2 separate regions of the Homo sapiens genome follow, and region 2 is linked to region 1. A link is a loop called in an ENCODE intact Hi-C map of the cell type or tissue named here. Cell type or tissue: transverse colon. All regions are shown on one strand. Links, peaks and the distances in the headings refer to the core of each region. The heading gives the core; the rest is flanking DNA. Region 1 overlaps CFAP61 (cilia and flagella associated protein 61). Region 2 has its middle 110 kb from the start of RALGAPA2.

Region 1 (10,213 bases), core at 1,346-9,345:
AATGCTTTAGGATATTCATAATTATTCATATGAAATTGCTCAGAAGTCAAGTTTAAGTGGATTTCTAAAAAGCATGACATGGGACTATCAAATGTTTCATTAAAATGATTGCCTTAAGAGTTAAAAGTTTGTAATTACAAACCACCCATCTTAAATCTTAAAGAATGTTTTTTTCATCTATTTTATTTCTTTTAATTTCAATAGTTTTGGGAATACAGGTGGTTTTTAGTCAAATGGATGAGTTCCTTAGTAGTGAATTCTGAGATTTTAGTGCACCCATCACCTGAGCAGTGTACACTGTACCCAATAGGTTGGATTTTATTCCTCACCCCCTCCGAACCTCCCCCTCCCCAGCCCCCACGGTCCACTATGTCACTCTGTATGCCTTTGTGTCCTCATAGCTTAGCTCCCACTTACAAGTGAGAACATACGGTATTTGGTTTTCCATTCCTGAGTTACTTCACTTAGAATAATGGCCTCCAGCTTCATCCAAGGTGCAACAAAAGACATTATTTTGTTCATTTTTATGGCTGAGTAGTATTCCACGGTGTATGAATATCACATTTCCTTTAACCACTCATTGGTCGATGGGCACTTAGGTTGGTTCCATATCCTTGCAATTGTAAATTGTGCTGCTATAAACGTGTGTATACATGTATCTTTTTCATATAATAACTTATTTTCCTTTGTGTAGATTCCCAGTAGTGGGATTGCTGGATTGAGTGGTAGCTCTACTTTTAGTTCTTTAAGGAATCTCCACACTGTTTTCCATAGTGGTTGTACTAGTTTACATTCCCACCAGCAGCGTAAAAGTGTTCTTTTTCACCACATCCATGCCAACATCTGCTGTTTTTTGACTTTTAAATTATGGCCATCCTTGCAGGAGTAAGGTAGTAGTATCTCACTGTGGTTTAATTTGCATTTCCCTGATGATTAGAGATTTTTCATCTATTTTAAAAAGCAACAAGGTTGAGCCAATTTAATCAACCATTGTTATCAACAAAGAAGCAATACTCCACTAAGGAAACCAGTTATTTCACAACATTGTTTGAAAGCACATAATCCTTTCCTTGGCCAAGTCTCCTCCCAGCCCCAGGAGGACTTGAAAAAGACAGGTTTTCCCCCAGAAAAAGAGCATGCCAGTAGTTTCTAAATCTGAACACATCTCAAATCCACCATGGATGATTAATTAAGCCCACTGTAGATTTTAGAGGTGTGTCCAGAAGTAGCTATGCTTTATTTCAGATAGTATGAAAAGTACAGAACAGTAACTTCACTAATTACTGTCTAAGTAGATGGGCAGATTACAGCATAATTTTCCACATGGGTAAATCAAAGAAACAGGACAGGGGATTACAGTGTTAATTCATTGGTTTTGAATGTGTCACTAGCCAAATGGCTGAAGGATAATTACATCCCCAAACCCTTCACTGGTTCAGTGTCTTACGAATTGTGTTCTTCACCATTAACTATCAGTGCAAGTAACTATCGTTGAAACGGATGTCAAAAAATACATGTGAGGGAAATAAGAGAAAGGAGGCAACCTAAGAGGCACACAGCCACGCCCATTTGATGTTCTGTAAAGTCTCCATTTTTCTAGCGTTGTTAAGGAGGGAGGTAGTCCACACAACTGCAATCTCCAGATACATGAAATTCTGTGCCTGCAAGTATCAAAACTCGAATCTGAACATGTGGATAGAGGGCTTTCTAAAATGTGCCACACTCTCTACCTTCTGCAGGCAAAGGCACTGACTGCCATACTGTCACCATTTCCACACGAATTCACTACTGTCCACTTATCTTCTAATAAACATCCCTTCCTCACTGCAAAGTACCCACTGTCACCTCTTTGCTATCATTCCTCTTGTGTTTTGCTTCTTTCAGATTTTCTATGGGCACATCAGGGGCTGTATGTGCAAGACCTCAGGTTAAGGTATCCAGGTTTATTTCAAGTTTTGTGAACCTTGTCCACTGAAGGTTATAGTCCATAGCACTCAAGTTTTCAAGAGAAAAATGGAAGAAAAGAAGGAAGGGGTGTAGGAAAGGAGGCAGAAAGGGAGACCAAACCATAACCATCTGTTACCAAATGCTTACTGGGAGCCTGGCACTGGGCTGAGCACATCCCACATCTTTTCTCCTGCACCCTGCATCCTGAGTGACAAGTAGGCTATTAGCGAGTAAATTAACAGACAATACCTTACTAAAAAGTGAAAGGAATAGGGAATTTTTGAATGGGCTGCTTCTATACATGTCATTTTCAGTGTTGGATTTATATACAAGTTTTCTATTACAATAATCCCTTGCTGAATAACTAAGTTGAAAGTCCTTAATTAAGCCCTACATACCTCCAGAAAATGATAATTCCCAAGATACAAATCGGGTATCCTGACTAAAACTTAAGAAAATACTTTTAGAAATTTGCCTTTGTCAGTTGTAAGTAACTCATATCTATCCCCTGCCCAATCCTTTGGAATTGTCTAGAATTGCCTACTTTGTAGGAACATGTTTAATCATCTGGTAGGATGATAGCTTAACTGGAAGTTACTTTAAATTCAAGTATTTTATTCATTTAAAATGGAACCTGTAAAATGGCACTCAAACTCTCACAGATTTAGACAAATGCAATTTAAAGCAACAAAATACTATTTTGGTCTAACAGGGAACCTTTTTTCTTTTCTTTTTTTTTTTGAGATGGAGTCTTGCTCTGTCGCCAGGCTGGAGTACAATGGCACAATCTCGGATCACTGCAACCTCCGCCTCCCAGGTTCAAGAGATTCTCCTGCCTCAGCCTCCCGAGTAGCTGGGACTACAGATGCATGCCACCACGCCCAGTTAATTTTTGTATTTTTAGAAGAGACGGGGTTTCACCATGTTGGCCAAGATGGTCTCAATCTCTTGACCTCGTGATCTGCCTGCCTCAGCCTCCCAAAGTGCTGGGATTACAGGTGTGAACCACTGTGCCCGGCCAGGAAACAGTTTTAATAACTGAAAATACTCAGCACTGATGAAGATGTAAGGAAACAACTCTATTTGGTCAGAATATAAATGGATATGATATTTACGTTGAATAATTTGGTGGCATCTATTTTTAAATCTTAGAATTTGCAAACATCTGGGTATTTCCTACACCAAATTCCACATTTAGTTATCTGTTGTACACTACTATATATGAATGCTGGATGATATATGTACAATGCTGTTTACTACAGTATTATTTTTTATAGAAAAAGTGGTAAATTTTTTACAGGAAACAACTTAAATTAAATTTCCATAAATAAGCAAGAGCTAAATGAATTGTATTAGAGCTACATGATGGTTAGGCCATCATGGACCAGGCACCATCAGAAAAGAAAGAAATTGATCTCTAAAGATGATAAATGATGAGATGCTATGTTAAGTGAAAAATATAATTAACAGAACATATGATCATGGAGATATATATAGGTATATATGTAGAGAGAGTGCATGTATGCCACTATACTTGTGTGTGTATAGTTACATACACAGAAAAATGAAAGAATAACTTTTACTTTTAAGTTTTATGATTTGAAACTAGAATTCATTTTATTAAATAAACCCATCTCCCCAAAAAATTAGTAAATGGCATAAAAAATGAGAGATTTTAAAATGAATATAAAAGTGTAACAATTGTTACACTACTTACAAGATCCTAAGTAATTAATTTGTGGAGATTCTTGTAATTTAAAAACTGAAGGTAATATTTCTTTAAAAAATATAATTTCCTGAAGGACAGGAGGGTCTATTTGCCTCCCCTGACACTAACAAGAGACACTTTATAAATCAGGAATAAAAATTTGAAAGACATGAGAGAACCAATTAAAAATGTCATTTCATACACAAAATTCCATTTCTTCAGACTGCCTTTGGCTTGCATTAGTATTTGTATCATTATCAAAGGGTTTTATAAAGAGAGGATTATTTAGCTATTAATAAAAAGAAAGTAATGAAAGATCATTTTATATGAGGAATTTTCTTCTCTCAAACTAAATTAGGTAGATAATATGTATCTGAAGTTCATCTGCTTCTTGGTGAACTTCGTTAAGAGACATGCTGCCCCGCTCTCAGAATGCAAATAAAATGCTCCACGTGGATAGGAAAAACGGGATCACATTACACTGTTTGCATAATGTTCAGCATCTGCAGGTAGGTTTCTGGCCTCCCTCTCTCTGCTTCCCTTCAACACAAAACTTCTCTGAAGAGCAGTGACTTTCTCCAGCAAAAAGGAAAAAAAAAATAGCACTGACTACTCCTTTGCTTTCATTTCCTTACCTCCCATTTATTCCGCTCACTGCAATTTGGCCTCTCCTGTGAAACTCTGCCCTTCAAGGAGTGACAAGACCACACCCCAAACCAAGAGTTCAGAAGTAGGGCACTGGTTACTGAGTGGCAAGGTTGGCACAGAGGAGTCAAAGGGATGAGCTTGAGAGAAAACTGAGGACTAGGTCCTGAGGAAGGCAGAGTTCAGAGTCATGAGAACAAGAGAAAAAGAGGAGAAAAAGAGCAAATCAGGCTGTGGGTTGGGGAGAGGCCAATGTCTGGGCAGGAGGGCCCCCTTCCTCTCACCCAAAGTTCATCTGATTTTTCTTTAATAGATACGGAAGCATCCAAGTTACCTATTTTTTCTTAAATGAGTTTTGGTAATTTGTGTTCCTAAAGTAGTTGGCCCATTTTTATCTAAATTGTTAGATTTATCGACATTGAGTTATCTGTAATGTCCCCATATTAATCTTTCAATGCCTGTAGGATCTGTAAGTGATACCACCTCTTTCATTCCTGATACTGGCAATTTGTCTTTTTTCTTGGTCAGTTTGGCTGGAAGTATCAGTTTTATTCATCCTATCTGTGCCTTTTTAAATTGCCAAATCTAATGGCTTCTCTTTTACTTAAATAATTTCATTTCCCTGCATCTTTTGCCACTTTATGAGTCTTAATTTCTTCTGTATTCCTCTCCCTCTCTTCTAGTTTTCATTATTCATAGCTCATTTTCATCTTTCAAAGTTCTGCCCTGGTCCTGTGCTTTTTCACTGTGCAATCTCCCCCTCAGCAAGACAATCTCCTTCATTTCATGATCTCCCCACTTACTGACAAACTGACAACTCACAAATGTGTATCTCAAACCTGGCTTCTCCCTCTGTTTCTATTTCCTACCTTCTCCTGTCCATTTAAATCTATTATTTCTACTTTCAGTTAATGAAAGCACCATTTCCCCTAAACTTGAAAACCCTGAATTACCATAAACTCCTCATCCCTCAACTCCTCCATCCAACTGGTAGCCAAGCGCTACTCTCTAACATGTCTCTCTGTATCTATGCACCTGACCTGATCCTTTCCCTACCACGTAACCAAAAATAAAATTCTAAGCTCCCCCAAACCAATGGAATGGACTCCTCCTCTCAGCCAAGGGTATTCTAACATAAACCTGAAATACCAGTTCAGCGCATGATGGGATTGGGTGGTCGGTCATGCCTCATTATACTTTCCCTTTGGAATTTAGGAACATTTGACCAGGATTAACATGAAAACAGAGATCTTAAGAATGACAGAACAGACTCTTTGTAGGAATAAGATACAAACATGACAGCAGGGCAGGCCCTGAAATAAACTGAAGTTTTTTACCCCAAAATATATTTCTTTGACATACTTTGAAATGACCCTGCAAAACTGTCTCTTCGGAGAAAATTCTACATTCTGTGGTGAATCCCCTTCCTTTCCAGGCATTTTTCCTGATCCAAGAGAGAATTAACTAAGAGTCAGGCATATTTTTAAGTCTGATAAAAAAGATTTACAATCTATTCTCTCTGAAGCCTGCTACCTGGAGGCCTCATCTGCACAATAAGAACCTCTGTCTCCACAACCCCTATCTTAACCCAGACACTCCCTCATATTGATTCCAGGTCTTTAGATAAACCCTTTCAATCAACTGCCAATCAGAAAATCTTTGAATCCGCCTATGACCTGGAAGGCTCTTCTCTGCTTTGAGTTGTCCTGTCTTTCCAGACTGAACCAATGCACATCTTACATTTATTGATTTGTGTCTTATATCTCCCTAAAATGTATAAAACCAAGCTGTAGCCCAACCACTTCAGGCACATGTTCTCAGGACCTCCTGGGGCTGTGTCAAAGCCCTGGTCACTTGTATTTGGCTCAGAATAAACCTCTTCAAACATTTTACAGAGTCTGACTCTTGCTGTCAACAACCTGGATCTCTGTGACCTGTCGCTGCTAGAATTCCAGCCTGTGTCATGATCTCCATGATCTTGGTTTCTATCTCTATCTGATTCCTATCTCTGTGGATGCTTTTCACCCATTTTGTATATCACAAAAGTGTAATCAGCAGTACTGTATATGCTTTTCTAAGTCTGCCTTCACTCAGCATAAACCTTCTGAGATTGATTCATGCTACTATATGTAAATGGTTCATTCCACTGAATTGCTGAGTAGCATCCACTGTATGGATGTACCACAGTTTATAAGGGTAAACAACATTAACTGGTGGATGGACATTTAGAGGGGTTTTTTTGGGCGGAGGAGCAGTTGTAATGAAGCTGTCTTCATCTCTGTCTGTGCATCCCGCTTCTCAGCTACCAACATGACAGTTAACTGAAGATGAGTCTCTCCCCACCACTTAACTCTAAGCCCCTTTGTCATAATAATATTTAATATTTATTGGGCCCTTACATGTGGCAGGAAGTGTGCTAAGTGCTTGATGTTCATTAGCTCACAATCATCACAATCTTGTGCTGTAGACAATACGCTTACACCCACTGACAGAGGGAACTTACACCCCCGCAGATGTCACGTTCCTTTTGTAAGTTAACCCACCTCGTGAGCAGGAGAGCCAAGATCAGAATCCAGATCTATCCGATGCCAGCATTACAAACTCTTAACAACGATGCCATACCACTGCTACATGCCTGGTAAATCATAGGCTCTTACTTTTATAAAGTTTTTAAAACTTTTAAAATACTTTTCTAAAGAAAGTCAGCATTCCTCAAACACAGCAATGGCTGATCCCAAAAGATACAATTTATTCTTCACTGATAAGCCAAGCAACCACCTCTGTGAGATGATTTCATAATGCACTCTTATTTCCAAACAGCCACTCTACATTGCTCATGGTTTTGTGAGTCAGAACTCTGGCAGGGCTCAGCTGGGCATCCTCACTTGGGGTCTGTCATGTGGCTGCGATCAGATGTCAGCTGTGCTGTAGATATATGGGGCTCTCCTGGGCTGGGTGTCCACAATGGCTCATTCACACCACAGGCAGTGGAAGCTAACTGTCAGCGGGAGCCCAGCTGGGGCTGTCAACCACCCCTCCCCTTGCGAACATGTGGCTTCTCCAGACTTCTTACATATGGCTGGCTTCCTCCAGAGCAAGCATCCTGAGAGAGCCAGGCAGAAGCTTCCCAGCCTCACAAGTCCCAGAGCATCCCTTTGGCCACGGTCTACTGGTCAAAGCAGTCACAACCCACCCAGCTTCAGGAAGAGAGGACGGAGCGCCCAAGGCTTGAAGAGAGGAGTGGCAAAGTCACATCAAAGAGTAGCCTGCGGGGTGGAAAGTAGTGTGGCAGCCATCTTTGGAAAACACTGCCACAGCCATCTCCCTAAGACTGCTGGACTTGGGGCACCTGATGGTAGAGACCTTCAATTTGGAAAACCCCTCTTTGGGGTCAACAGCATCCTCATTCACTGAATGTCAGAAAATAGGTGGGTTTTACCGAGAAAACTGAATAGGCAGGTTCATTTTTAAGCTTGTTTTATTTGAAAGTTATCTTACTGGTGTGGGACCTAGGATTGTGTGTTTTCAGAAACCCCTAAGGAGTCAATGAATAATGTTATAGCCACATAGAACCAAATGAGTATCATCAGATAGTCCTGCAAATAATGTCATTAAGGGGAACTATAAAGATATCCAAATGAAGTAATGCTTATGAGTATTGTAAAAAATTTTGATCTAAGCTATAGTCACTTAGCATTGGTAGTTTAAAGAGTCTTGGGAAGATGACTGTCCCAGTGAAGCTTAGGTCACACAAGGCATGACTCCAACTGTACCTGGCTTTGCGAACGTGCAGCTGAGGATAGTGGCTGTGCCTGTGACATATATGCACTGCAAAGTCTTCCTCATACGTCAGACACGGGATGTTCCCCACTTGGTCAAAAACAGTTATGAGAGTTGAGCCTAAATCACAGAGATAAAGAAACATGTCCTTATTTATCAAGAAATAAATTTGGGATGTCAGAACAAAATGTAGTTTCCATTCTAAATTGTGCTTAATTGTTCTAATAAAATATGCACATGGTACATTGAGGACCTGGAGACCACTCTTATTTCTCATTCCCCAAAGCACCATTCTGGGAGTGAATTTTCAATGTTTGCTACCGGGGACCAGAGGTGGTTGGGCGGGCCTTACCTAGGCTCATGTAGGATGGCACGATGAGAAATATGAAGTGCAGCTCTGGCACTGCCTTATACACGGTTCTGGTGAGGAAAGAGAGGGTGGGGCAGTGTTACTAACAAAGCAATCCCATCAGCTGGCACTTGATGAAGACAAATGCTGTCACTAAAAAGGTGAGGTGTTCCTAAATCCACATGGGCTCCTTTGCTCCCCACCTGCAATGGCAAGAACAGCCTCAAGGCAATTTCTTTTTCTTCTCTACTTTTCCTTGGGTTCTAAAGGGCCCCTTTTCGATCTGTCCCATGGAGGCAGAGAGAATAAAGGGTGCCATGTTCATATGGCACACCAGATTTCTGCTAATATTAACCTTTGACCTGGCATCTGGACGGTCTGGTGTGACATTACAAAGTGACTTGAAAGCTGTGACCACCACCCCCAAATGTCTGTGCAGGCTGTCAGAGGCTGTCAGAGACACATCGCCATGACTCGGTAGCCCTGCTGGTCATTTTCCATGCATCCTATTATTCAGGATGCTTTGAAGTCTGTCATGTTAATAAACATTTCTAAAGATAAGATAAAGAAAAGCAGTTTTTAGAAATGTCCAAGCTTGCGACACTTAATTCTTCTCCTACTCCCCTCAACCTAAATCCATTTCTTTAAATTACTGCACTATCTGTTTGCCTCAAATGATAACAGCGTGCAGAATGGACAATAGATTCAAAGAACTATCTCCTTTCAGAAATATCATTGCTATTCAAAGTAAATATTTTAATATAGCCACAAATTACAAGCAAATTAAACACCCCAAAGAATTTCATGTCTTTTAAAAAATATTTCAAAACTATCCACACAGTCTCTTTCATGTTCACCACTGCACGGCCATATCCACTCACCGAAGAATCTCTTTGCAACAGCCAACAGAATACTCATCCACGGCCACAAAGAGGTGCATGAACAACGTATTCAGGGGCTGCAGAAGAAGAGAGAACACGGATTAAAGGCTGAGTCAGTATTCGGGCTAGGTCAGCACAGGGTGGAAAGAGGGTTTCGGGGCATCCACAGACACAGAACAGCCTGGCATTTAGGGTTGATATTTTATGTCTAAGTGATGCAACACCCAGGCGGCATTTGAGCTGTCTCACTGACTCCGTTTGCCGCCTTCTGTCCTCCTTACTCACAATTATTTAAGGAAACAGGGACTGTAAATGAGTCCAGAGCACCCGCCCTTCCTCCTGCCCTCACGAATGAGCTGCGGGAGAGCCTGCAGGGGAGTGAAATCGATTATTAACTCAGTAGTCTTGTCCTCAGGGGTGTCTATGCCAAGTGAAAGACAATCACCCTTTTCCCGGCGCTCTTGAGTCAGCAGCTGCTGCTCTATTCATGTGACAGGAGGGAGAGATGCTCTTATGAATTTGAAAAATGGAAGGCAGATGCCACGTTCAGAATCCATTGGCTTGTTTTGTTCAACATTCCCAGAGTCAGAATCAAATATTACTCTTGGGATCCAAAAAACCTGGGAGCTGAAAACTCACAGTAGCAAGATTCTAGCAAGACTTTCCAGTTAAATCTTCCAAGTTTTAAAAGAGCTTTGTCTCCTCCTTCTGAGACTTTTAAAGTGGCCTAAATAATGAGTAAATGGTTCAAACATCCACACATTGGTCCACTCAACTCGGTACCCCTGTGCTTATGAACAAATCTTCAAATTCTGGAAACAGTGCAGATGTAGACTGGCTGACTGGTGAGGGTGGTGCTGGTACCTATATCAGGACAGCACAGGTGCTGCCTAGGTTTCTTGT
Region 2 (10,213 bases), core at 1,450-9,449, 750 kb before region 1:
GGAGCAGCTGGGACACAGGGTGCCATGTCCCAAGGCTACATAGAGCAGCAGGGGCCCTAAGCCCAGCCCATGAAACCATTCTTCCCTCCTAGGCCTCTGGGCTTGTGATGGGAGGGGCTGCCTTGATACTCTCTGAAATGCCCTGGAGATATTTTTCCCATTGTCTTGGTGATTAACATTTGGCTCCTGATTACTTATGCAAATTTCTGCAGGCATTTGAATTTCTCCCTAGAAAATGGGTTTTTCTTTACTACCACATGGTCAGGCTGCAAATTTCCCAAACTTTTATGCTCTGCTTCCCATTTAAACATAAGTTACAATTTCAAATCATCTCTTTGTGAATGCATATGACTGTATGCTTTCAGAAAAGTTTCTGAAATTTCTTCTGCCAGATACCCTCACTCTTCTCTCTCAAGTCAAAGTTCCACAGATCTCTAGGGCAGGTGCAAAATGCTGCCAGTCTCTTTGCTAAAGCATAGCAAGAGTGACCTTTGCTCCAGTTCCCAGTAAGTCCTCATCTCCATCTGAGACCATTTCAGCCCGGATTTTATTGTCCATATCACTATCAGCATTTTGGTCAAAACCATTCAACAAATCTATAGGAATTTCCAAACTTCCAACATCTTCCTGTCTTCTTCTGAGCCCCTCAAACTGTTCCAACCTTTGCCCATTACCCACTTCCCAAGTTGCTTTCACATTTTCAGGTTATCTTTATAGCAGTACCCCACTATCCTGATACCAATTTTCTCTATTAGTCCATTTTCAAACTGCTATAAAGAACTACCCAAGACTGGGTAATTTATAAAGAAAAGAGGTTTAATTGACTCACAGTTCTGCATGGCTGGGGAGGCCTCAGTAATCTTACAATAATGGCAGAAGGGGAAGGGAAGCAAGGTACGTCTTATATGGCAGTAGGAGACAGAGAGAGCATGCGAAGGGGGACATTTTTAAACTTTTAAACCATCAGATCTTGTGAGAATGCACTTACTATCACAAGAACAGCATGGGGGAAACTGACCCCATGATCCAATCACCTCCGACCAGGTCTCTCCCCTGACATGTGGGGATTACAATTTGAGATGATTTTGGGGTGAGGACACAGAGTAAAACTATGTCACCCCATGAGCAGGGTCTCATTTACAGATGAGAAAACTGAGGCTCAGAGAGGTTCACAGACTTGCCTAAGGTCCAACAGCTGGAAAGTGGGATTGAGCCAGCTGGATAACATTGGTTTTACGAAAGGGTAAACAACTAAGACTTAACACTACTAAGGGGCATTTGCATTTTAAAAACAAAACATATGGCTAGAGTTTCAGATAACAAAATGAAACTCTAACAGTGTAATTGGTTCAATGTGGCATGCAGAGTGTGATAAGTAGATGTCATATACTATTAATTATCCAAATAAATCAAGGAGAAAGGCAATTTATATTTAAATTTATATATATATATTAAAAAGAAACAGCCATAGAGGTAAAGGAACTGTATCAGCTGGTGTAGCTTTGGCTGCTGTCTTGTTAACTGAGGCAACGTGACAGCTGTGCCTCTCAGGTTTCCTGCTGCAGCGAGCATAATTGACCAAAGGCTCCAGGTGCTGCCCCTGACTTTAGGCCCAAAGTCTATACTTCCATGGACTGTTTCCAGCCAATGACTAAAAGCAGCAGGGATATTAAGGCAGGTTTATTCTTTGAGACCCAGCTAATTTTGGCTTAAGGACCACCCCCACCGCCCTCGGACTTGCCAAAACTCTTTGAGAATTGCATTGCAAAAACTTTTCCTATCAAATCTTCCTCCCTCCCTCCCTCCCTCCCTTCCTTCCTTCCCTCACTCCTCCACAAGGGTCAGACCTGCATGTTGGCTGAAGGATCTGCCAGCCTCCTCTGGTGCCTTCCTTCCTCCCTCACTCCCTCTCTCCCTGCTTCTTCCCTCCCTCCCTGCCTGTCCTCTCCTTCCCCTTCCTTCCTCCTTCCTCCCTCCTCACTCCATTCCTTCCCTCGCTCCTCCACAGGGTCAGACCTGCATGTTGGCTGAAGGGTCGGCCAGCCTCATCTGGTGCCCTCCTTCCTCCCTCCCTCCCTTCCCCCTCCTCCCCTTCCTTCCTTCCTCCCGCCCCCCCTCCCTCCCTTCCTTCTTTCCTTCCTTCCTTCCCTCGCTCCTCCACAGGGTCAGACCTGCATGTTGGCTGAAGGGTCTGCCAGCCTCCTCTGGTGCCCTCCACAATTTCTCCAATAAATCCCTTAGAAATCTAATTCCACCTTGGCATCTGCTGCTTGGAGGGCCTGGACTTAGACAGTCAAAAAGAGGAATTTATTAGAATATGGGGCAGTTCACAGAACCTTGAGGAAAACTTTCACTAGCAAGTGACAAGAAGAAGCTGGGCAATCCCAGGAAACCAGACAGCGAGAACTGATGGAGGCACCACCCCAGGAGAAGGCAGTCCCAGCCCTTTCCTGCCCCGAAGGACAGGTTTTGGCTGGCCTAGCTTAGGTCAAGACCCACCCTAGGCTGCGTTTGACAGACCCACTAAGGCTGTCTGCATCTGAGCAAAGTGTAGCTTTGCAAAAGGAAAAGTGGGAAGAGAATGAAAGGACGTGGGATGGATGAACACAGCAAATGTTCTCACAGGAAAAGCAAGTACCTGGTCCAGAATGTTCTTTGCTGAGTACAGAAGCGTCACGTAAAACCCTGATCCACGGAGTCTGTAGCAGATTCTGACTGCCCAGATTCCTTTCCCTCTCCCTCTTCCCTGAGTTCCCACTGCCTTCACTGCTGTTCTTCCTCCAAGAGCTTTCGCGAACACCAGAGCCCCTGTGCCTCTCCCTGCAGCTGGCTGGGAGTTCCAGGGCATTAACACAGACAGTCTTTGCCCATCAGCCAGTGACTGTATGGAGCTTGGATGTGAATACACAGCTCCTGCATCCCTCCGAGGCATCTCCACACCGTCTCCCAGAGGTACCGGCGGGATTGAGCTCCAGGTGCCCACAGTGGTAATTTGCTATATAACACACCTATTATTGGCCACCTACCTTTCCTTGTCTCTCTTCCTAATTCACCTCATTTGCCAGGGTTTTCTTCGTCACCCAATAAACTGCTTACACTAGGATCCTTGCTCAGGGTCTCTTCTGGGAGAACACAAACTAATTGTTATGATAAGAGATTGCACTGCCATAATTATAATCCATGCACACAAAAATGTGGGTAAATCTTACACTCCTGATAGGGAGCGAAAAAGCCAGACACTGACGAGAACACACCGCGTAGTTCTATCTGGGCAAAGGACAAAAGCTGGTCACAGGAATCCTTGCTGTTAGAATCAGGAGAGTAGCCACCTTCATGGGGGACGGTGTGAGAGACTGTCTGGGGATGTTCTCTTCCTGGATCCAGGTGCAGAGGTGAGTTTGAGAAACGTCATCAAGCTATACAATTATTATTTGTTCATATTTCTGTATGTACAGTAGACTTAAAATGTTTTTTAAAAAAATACAATGAGCAAAAAGAAAAAAAAGGAATGTGTCATTTGTTTGTCCTCCTATCCATCCACCGATCCCTGCGTCCACAGAATAATGAAATCCTAAGTTCCAAGCTTCCACCTGAAGCTTACAGTCTCCAGAGGAGGCACGCAAGCACATTCCATAGGAGTCGTATTTGAACATGGGGATCTTTTGTTTTGAGCAAAAAGTTCCCTGTGCATAATTTCAAGTGAGCGTTCTATAGAACAGCACTTGTCACTTGGGAAGACCGATATAAAAATAAATTCTAGGCCGGGCGCGGTGGTTCATTTCTGTAATCTCAGCACTTTGGGAGGCCAAGATGGAAGGATCACTTGAGGCCGGGAGTTCAAGACCTGGCCAACATGGCAAAACCTCGTCTCTACTAAAACTACAAAAATATGGCCAGGCGCCGTGGCTCATGCCTGTAATCCCAGCATTTTGGGAGGCTGAGGCGGTCGGATCACCTGAGATCAGGAGTTTGAGACCAGCCTGGCCAACATGGTGAAACCCTAGCTCTACTGAAAATACAAAAATTATTTGGCTATGGTGGTGTGTGCCTGTAATTCTAGCTACTTGGGAGGCTGAGGCAGGAGAATCGCTGGAACCCGGGAGGCGGAGGTTGCAGTGAGCCAAGATTGCACCGCTGCACTCCAGCCTGGGTGACAGAGTGAGACTCTGTCTCAAAAAATAAAATAAAAATACAAAAATTAGTGGGGCATAGTGGTGGGCGCCTGCAGTCCCAGCTACTTGGGAGTCTGAGATGGAAGAATCACCAGAGCCTGGGAGGTCGAGGCCACGATAGAGCATGCAGTGAGTGCTGCACTCCAGCCTAGGCAACAGAGTGAGACCCTGTCTCAAAAAATAATAAAACAAATTATAGGTTTGGTATAAAATACTTAGCCCCTTCAATTTCAAGAATAAATCTTGTTACCACCCTCAAAGCAAGATGGGAAGAGAGGCAGAAACCCCTCACGGTGTACTTGGGGATGAATTTGTCCCCTGAGACAGCTAATCACGCTGGAGGCAGGCCTGCACCCCGGCCTCCCTCGCAGCTCACAGTCTCAGCGGGGGACAGTGCCAGAGTTGGGTTCTTACCCACCAGAGAGGCTCCCAGGCCCCTCTCAGACCAGACTGAAGCAGAATTCTCCTCTCTGCCTTCTAGAATGTCTCGTAAAAGCTGCTCCTCTTGGGGAGGCTCTGGGCTTTGGAGAGAGCACCTGGAATTCCCCACTAGAAAAGCCCAAAAACTGAAAAATATTCATTACGTATTTTCAATACAGAGTTCCTGACGTTTTCCAGCAGAGGGCGCTAGAGAAGAGCCGGCCAAACCTGCAGAGCGTTGACCAAAGTCACAAGAGTAAACCAAACGCCTCGCCCTACCAGGCGTCTCCCCACCAGCTCGACCCCGCGGATTTCTCCCACAGAACACAGCCCCAGCCCTGGGCCTCCACGTGTGGCAGAGCAGGGAGCAGGCCCTGGGACACTTTCCTACTCAACAAATGTAAGCTGTCTATACATGATGGTCACTGTCTTGTGATAAGACTTTGAAGAATTGCTTGGTATTCAGAGCACTTCGGGGCGATCCACGGGGAGCCCCACAGTCTTGCATGGTCCACGCGTTCCTCTGCTCATTTCAGAGTGATCCTTCCTCTGTACCGCCTCTGCTCTTTTTCTCGTTCTTATTTTTTCTCCTTTGAGGGGAAGTAGAGGACTCCAGGTAGCAGTTAGTTGTACAGGACAACCCCAAATCCTACCCCTACAAGGCTTACTTTAGTAAAGCGAGTTGTTTTTGACACAGTAGAATTAGTACTACCTCAACCAGTAGTCTTTGAATTGATCCCTTAACTGATTAAGGGATGATTTTAGCAAACATTTACAAAAGGAAGGAATTTTTTTAAAAATAAAATGTTGTTTTCTAATTTTATTTTTTTCTAAGTCCTCTTTTTTCTCTCTGGAGGCCTGTAGAATCTTCTCTGTATTATTGGCGGCTGAACAGAGCAGAGCGCTGGGTGAATTCTAGAGTTAGATCTCCCTTCTGGAGCGAGGCACTCACACCCCCAGCTGCTGGGAGAGCCATTGCTCACAGCTCACAGCTGAGAGCTTCTCTGGGCATTGACTACCCTGGCCAAGGTTGTGGTGACTCTCTCGGGAGGCAGCTTGCAGCCAATGTCTGGACAATATGGAGGGAAAAGGGCCAGTCCTCTCACCTCAATTCAGGATGATGCCAAAGGGACATCCTAGCTCCAGAGCTCCCTGTGGGATCACTTGAGCCTTTATCTTGCCAGACAACATGCACATCCCTGCCCTAGGCTGTGTCCCCACCTCCCTCCTGGATTCCAGAGCAAGAACCAGGGTCAAGTCACAACATAAACGAGGGGCAGGAACATGAGGAGAGGAACGATTTGGTGATGGAGCTGTGACCCACGCTCCCATGTGCCATCACCCCCACACCAGCGCCCTTCCCTCAGATCGCACTCAGAGGCACATGGGAGAGTCCCTTGTGATCACCTGACAGAGGAGGGGAAAGGTTAAGCTTGGTGCAGGGGTGAGTGAGCTTGAAATGTGGGCACAAAATAAAAACTGGCTGCAGATGTACTCTGGCCGCCTCATTCAGGGTGGTCATGAGAGACGGCGGTAATGGGGAAGCTCTCGCAGTGGGCAGGGCTTCAGGCAGTGTAGAAAGAGAAGTATCCTGAAATCAGACTCCACATTGGCTCCTGGGCAGTCTTGTGTGATTTGATGGGCTCGTCAGGGCCTGGAAGGAGGAAGGTTGAGAACACGGAGGGGAAGAGACATGTGACTGTGTCTATGGAAGTTGGCACCCAGTGAAGATCCTGGCACAGATGTTAATATCCGCCAGAGAGCAAACAACCCAGAAAAGGCTTGACACAGCCAAGGAGAGAGAACGGCTCGGTCAGCTGCTGTCTGTTCTAGCCTCTGCCATCGGTTGTCCCAGTGCTGGCACAACGGGCTCACAAAGGGAAAGGCCATGGTGGCAGGGGTGGAGGCTCTGCATGTGCCAGACAGAAGAGCTCCAACTCGCCAAGGCTGAGCCACTGCCACAGCCAAAGGGCCAATTTGCGAGCCACAGAAACCAAAGTCAAACCCCTAATCTTTCAAAGTGACCGATGAAAGAGTTGGTGGCGAGTTGATGACACTGGATCCCTTCACTCTGGAAGGGGGAGCAATTCATCTTGCTTGGAGGCAACACACATTCTGCTTCCCTGCCTGTAGAGTGTTGGCCAGCACCACAATCCATCTTATAATATTTGATCCACCAACATGGAGCTCCGCTTACTCACCACCACCTCGGATCAAGCAACCCACTTCACAGCAGAGGAGGGATACTTGGTCATGGGTCTAGTAGTCCTCTCTGCAGCACTCACAAGCTGATGCCTGAGAAAGTGATGCCAGAGCCTTCTGAAGGCACAGCTGGGGCTCCAGCTTGGAGATGATGCCCTTCCGGTATAGGGTGGCATTCTCTGGGATGTAGTATATGCCCTGAATCAAAGACCATGGCATGGTGCCATGTCCCCTATTGATAGAGCCAAGGCATGGATATTAAGGCGTGGCCCTACTCACCATCACCTCCAGTGACCCAGGTGGGGAGTTTGGGCATTGTACTCTGCAGCTTTAGGTTCTGATGATACAGAGCTGCACTGGCCAACACAGTAGCCACTATCCCAATGTAGCTATTTAAATTTAAAGTAATTAAAATAAAGTTTAAAATTCACTTTACATATTTGTTGATTTATTTATTTATTGAGACAGGCTTTCACTCTGTCACTCAGGCTGTAGTGCAGTGGTATGATCACAGCTCACTGCAGCCTTAACCTCCAGGCTCAGGCAATCCTCCCACCTCAGCCATGCCTGGCTTATTTTCTTTTTATTTTTTGTAGAGACAGAATTTCACTATGTTGCCCAGGCTGGTCTCAAACTCCTGGGCTCAAGCAATCCCCCCACCTTGGCCTCCCAAAATGCTGAGATTACAGGCATGAGCCACCACGCCTGGCCTTAAAATTCACTCTCCGTGACACACTAGCCAGATTTCAAGGGCTCAGTGGCCACACATAGTTATTATCTACCATGTTGGACAAATCAGATATAGAACATTTCCATCATCATAGAAAGTTCTATCAGACAGCACTAGTCTATAAGATCCCAGTTCCTAGAGGGGTAACACTTCTTCCAGGAGAAACCGTGTGAGTCCTACTACATTTAAGCTATTGCTGCTGCCTTATCACTTTGGGTTCCTCTTGCCAAGCGACCAGCAGACAAGAAAAAGAGTCACCTTGCTGGCAGGCAAATTATCCACATTCCTCAGGAGGAGGCAGGGCTGCTGTTGCAGAACAATAGGTCAGGCCCCCACGTGATCGGCCAGAGCATCTCTTGGTTCCCAACACCCGCCCAATTTTGATGGAAATGAACAAATGCAGCAGCCACGCCTGTGAAAGACTGTGGCCAGGGCTTGCTCTCCTCAGGGATGAAGGTCTGGGTTACTCTCCCAGATAAGCCACCTAGGCCAGCAGAGGCACTAGAGGCAAGAGGTGAGGGTATAAAGATGGAGTAAAATAGAAGAGGAGATAATGAGAATCAGCTACAGCCTCGGGGCTGAATGCAGTCATGGGGATTACAATGTATGTCAATATCCTTTCTGTTCTATGTTTCTCCAATAAAAATGCCCAGCCACCATCCTGGACGAGCTGTTCCCACAGAGGATAAACGTCTATTCAAAGCAGCTGGATTCTAGTGGTGCCCAAGGGGTGGATGTGGTGGATGCTGTGATGCACCCCTTTCAGGTCCCAAGCCTCTTTCCCTGTTACCCAAACTACTTGTTGCTGATGGTGAACTCCTAATCCCTCTCCAGGAATTGCCCGGGGCTGGAGGGAGCTGCTTCGCCCAGGTTACACCCAGACCCTGAAGGCAGCGTCCAAGCACTTGTCGATAAAGGGAGACAAAGTCTAGCTCTCTGCAAGATGTAGATACTCAGCCCTGGGGCATTTTCTTCTATAAACACTTTTTTTTTTCCCAGAATTATTCCTTCAGTATTTTTTGGTCTCTCGTTCTGGGCTAATATCTTGAATTAAACTTCCATGGCTCATCTTTATGGTCTGCGGTTTCTGTGGTTTTGCCTGAGGAACTGGAAGACTTTTTCTGCTTTAGCTTCTAGTCCCTCTGTTGAATTTCATATTTCTCTAATCATTTTTTTTTAATTTCTAAGAACTCTTTCTTATTTGAGCGTTCCTTTTATTCACCAGATGCTGTCCATGTTGAATTGAGGTAATAGGTTTGTTTTCGAGTTCTTTTCTGTTCTCTAAATTACCTTTGTTTCTTCCAGAATTTGTTTTTTCTTAGTTTGTTTTGGCCCCTCTCATTCTTCGCACAGCTGATGTCTCCCTGGGTGCCACTGCATAATCTGACCAGCCTCTCTCCCGAGTGAAAGGCGTGACTGGCAACTGGGAATGCTAATTAGTAGATTTTGCTCGAGGACAATGTGATAAACAATTTCCATTTGTCCTTCCAGCCACTCTTCTCCCATTCCTGCCCCACCCCAGCCCATCTCTGTCCGCTGGCTCCAAATTATGTCCAGTGAATGAGGCTCCCTGGTGAGAGGGTGAGGGAGGGGACAGGCTGTGGACTGGATATTTCCTTTCCTACCTTCCTGTCTGTGCCCCACAATGGAAGGCCTCAGATCATTTTAAGATGACTTTCTCCCCATCTGGTTTTTGCTAAATGCTCCCTGCCCTTGTCTCTTCAAGCCAGGGGTTGTGACAGCCTCCGTGTTGCTGGCTTCAGGTTCCTACACAATCCCTTGCTCTTCCCAACCACACTCACTTTCCACATTAGGTCCTGTCTTACCCTGACTTCCCTAGAACGCAAAGCCTGAATGTGCTATTGTTAAAGGGAGTTCGATCTCAGAGCAGAGGAATAAGAGAATGGGAAGAGGAGGGAGAGCCATCCTAGGAGGTGTGAGGGACAGGCTGCTGCTAAGTGCAGGGGATAGCTCAATGCAACAGAACTGTGCTCTGAGCTGCGTTGTAAGTAGGACCGTCTGCGGTGGGGAGCGGGGAAGAGGCAAGAATTAATCCACCAGCTCTCGTTTCTTATTTGTCAAATATTAGCTCCACAAGGAATTAACTCCCCCATGTGGTGAGCCCTGGGCATGACTGCATGGTGTCCCAGAACTCAGTATGGATCCTCAGGACAGGACGGAAAAGTTGTGCTTCCGGGTAGGAGGGGAGGTGCTGACAGATTGCACCAGTGTAGTGCGGTAAACGTTCGACAACTGGCTCTCCTATTCCTATCTACCTTAAATAATGAAATTCAGAAAATATGATTAAGTATAGAGTTTATTTGATTGCAATGCTTGAGGATAGACACCCGAGGACACTGACAACAAATGGGGTCGGCATTCCAAAGTGCATAAGTTACAGTTTTACTTGTAGAAACAGACAAATTTTAGCAAGATCACAACATTTTACATATGAGACCACTGCATATGTTACAGCGATTTTTTTTCTTTTTTAAACAGGGTCTCACTCAGTTGCCCAGGATGGAGTGCCGTGGTGTGATCTTGGCTCACTGCAACCTCTGCCTTCCAGGCTCATGCCATCCTCCCACCTCACCCTCCCAAGTAGCTGGACTACAGGCCTGTGGCAGCACATCCAGCTAATTTTTTTTTTTTTTTTGTAGAGACGGGGTTTCACCATGTTCCCAGGCTG

What was found. A loop is a pair of places that touch in the nucleus more often than their neighbours do. Peaks named below come from ENCODE experiments on the same cell type or tissue, not always from the same donor. Only the 100,000 strongest peaks of a DNase experiment are listed, where the experiment ranks them.
Region 2: a loop joins it to region 1, with 6 times the contacts of the local background. A loop is called at or near these places in 15 of 110 quality-filtered maps.

What each region holds. Positions count from the first base shown.
Region 1 is chr20:20,073,476-20,083,688 of GRCh38, reverse strand. CFAP61 (cilia and flagella associated protein 61) reads right to left here. Exons shown (of 27, transcript NM_015585.4): 4 at 9,311-9,387; 5 at 8,433-8,500; 6 at 8,074-8,200. Among named protein-coding and RNA genes, the nearest start is that of CFAP61, 26 kb to the right of the region's middle. In transverse colon, for the core only: no CTCF peak of the experiment used is centred there; a DNase peak (open chromatin) is centred at 4,348; H3K27me3 peaks cover 2,838 bases.
Region 2 is chr20:20,819,745-20,829,957 of GRCh38, reverse strand. No RefSeq gene overlaps it. Among named protein-coding and RNA genes, the nearest start is that of RALGAPA2, 110 kb to the right of the region's middle. RefSeq lists an enhancer at 8,238-9,027. In transverse colon, for the core only: a CTCF peak has its summit at 4,780 (motif pointing right); a DNase peak (open chromatin) is centred at 4,862; H3K27me3 peaks cover 3,661 bases.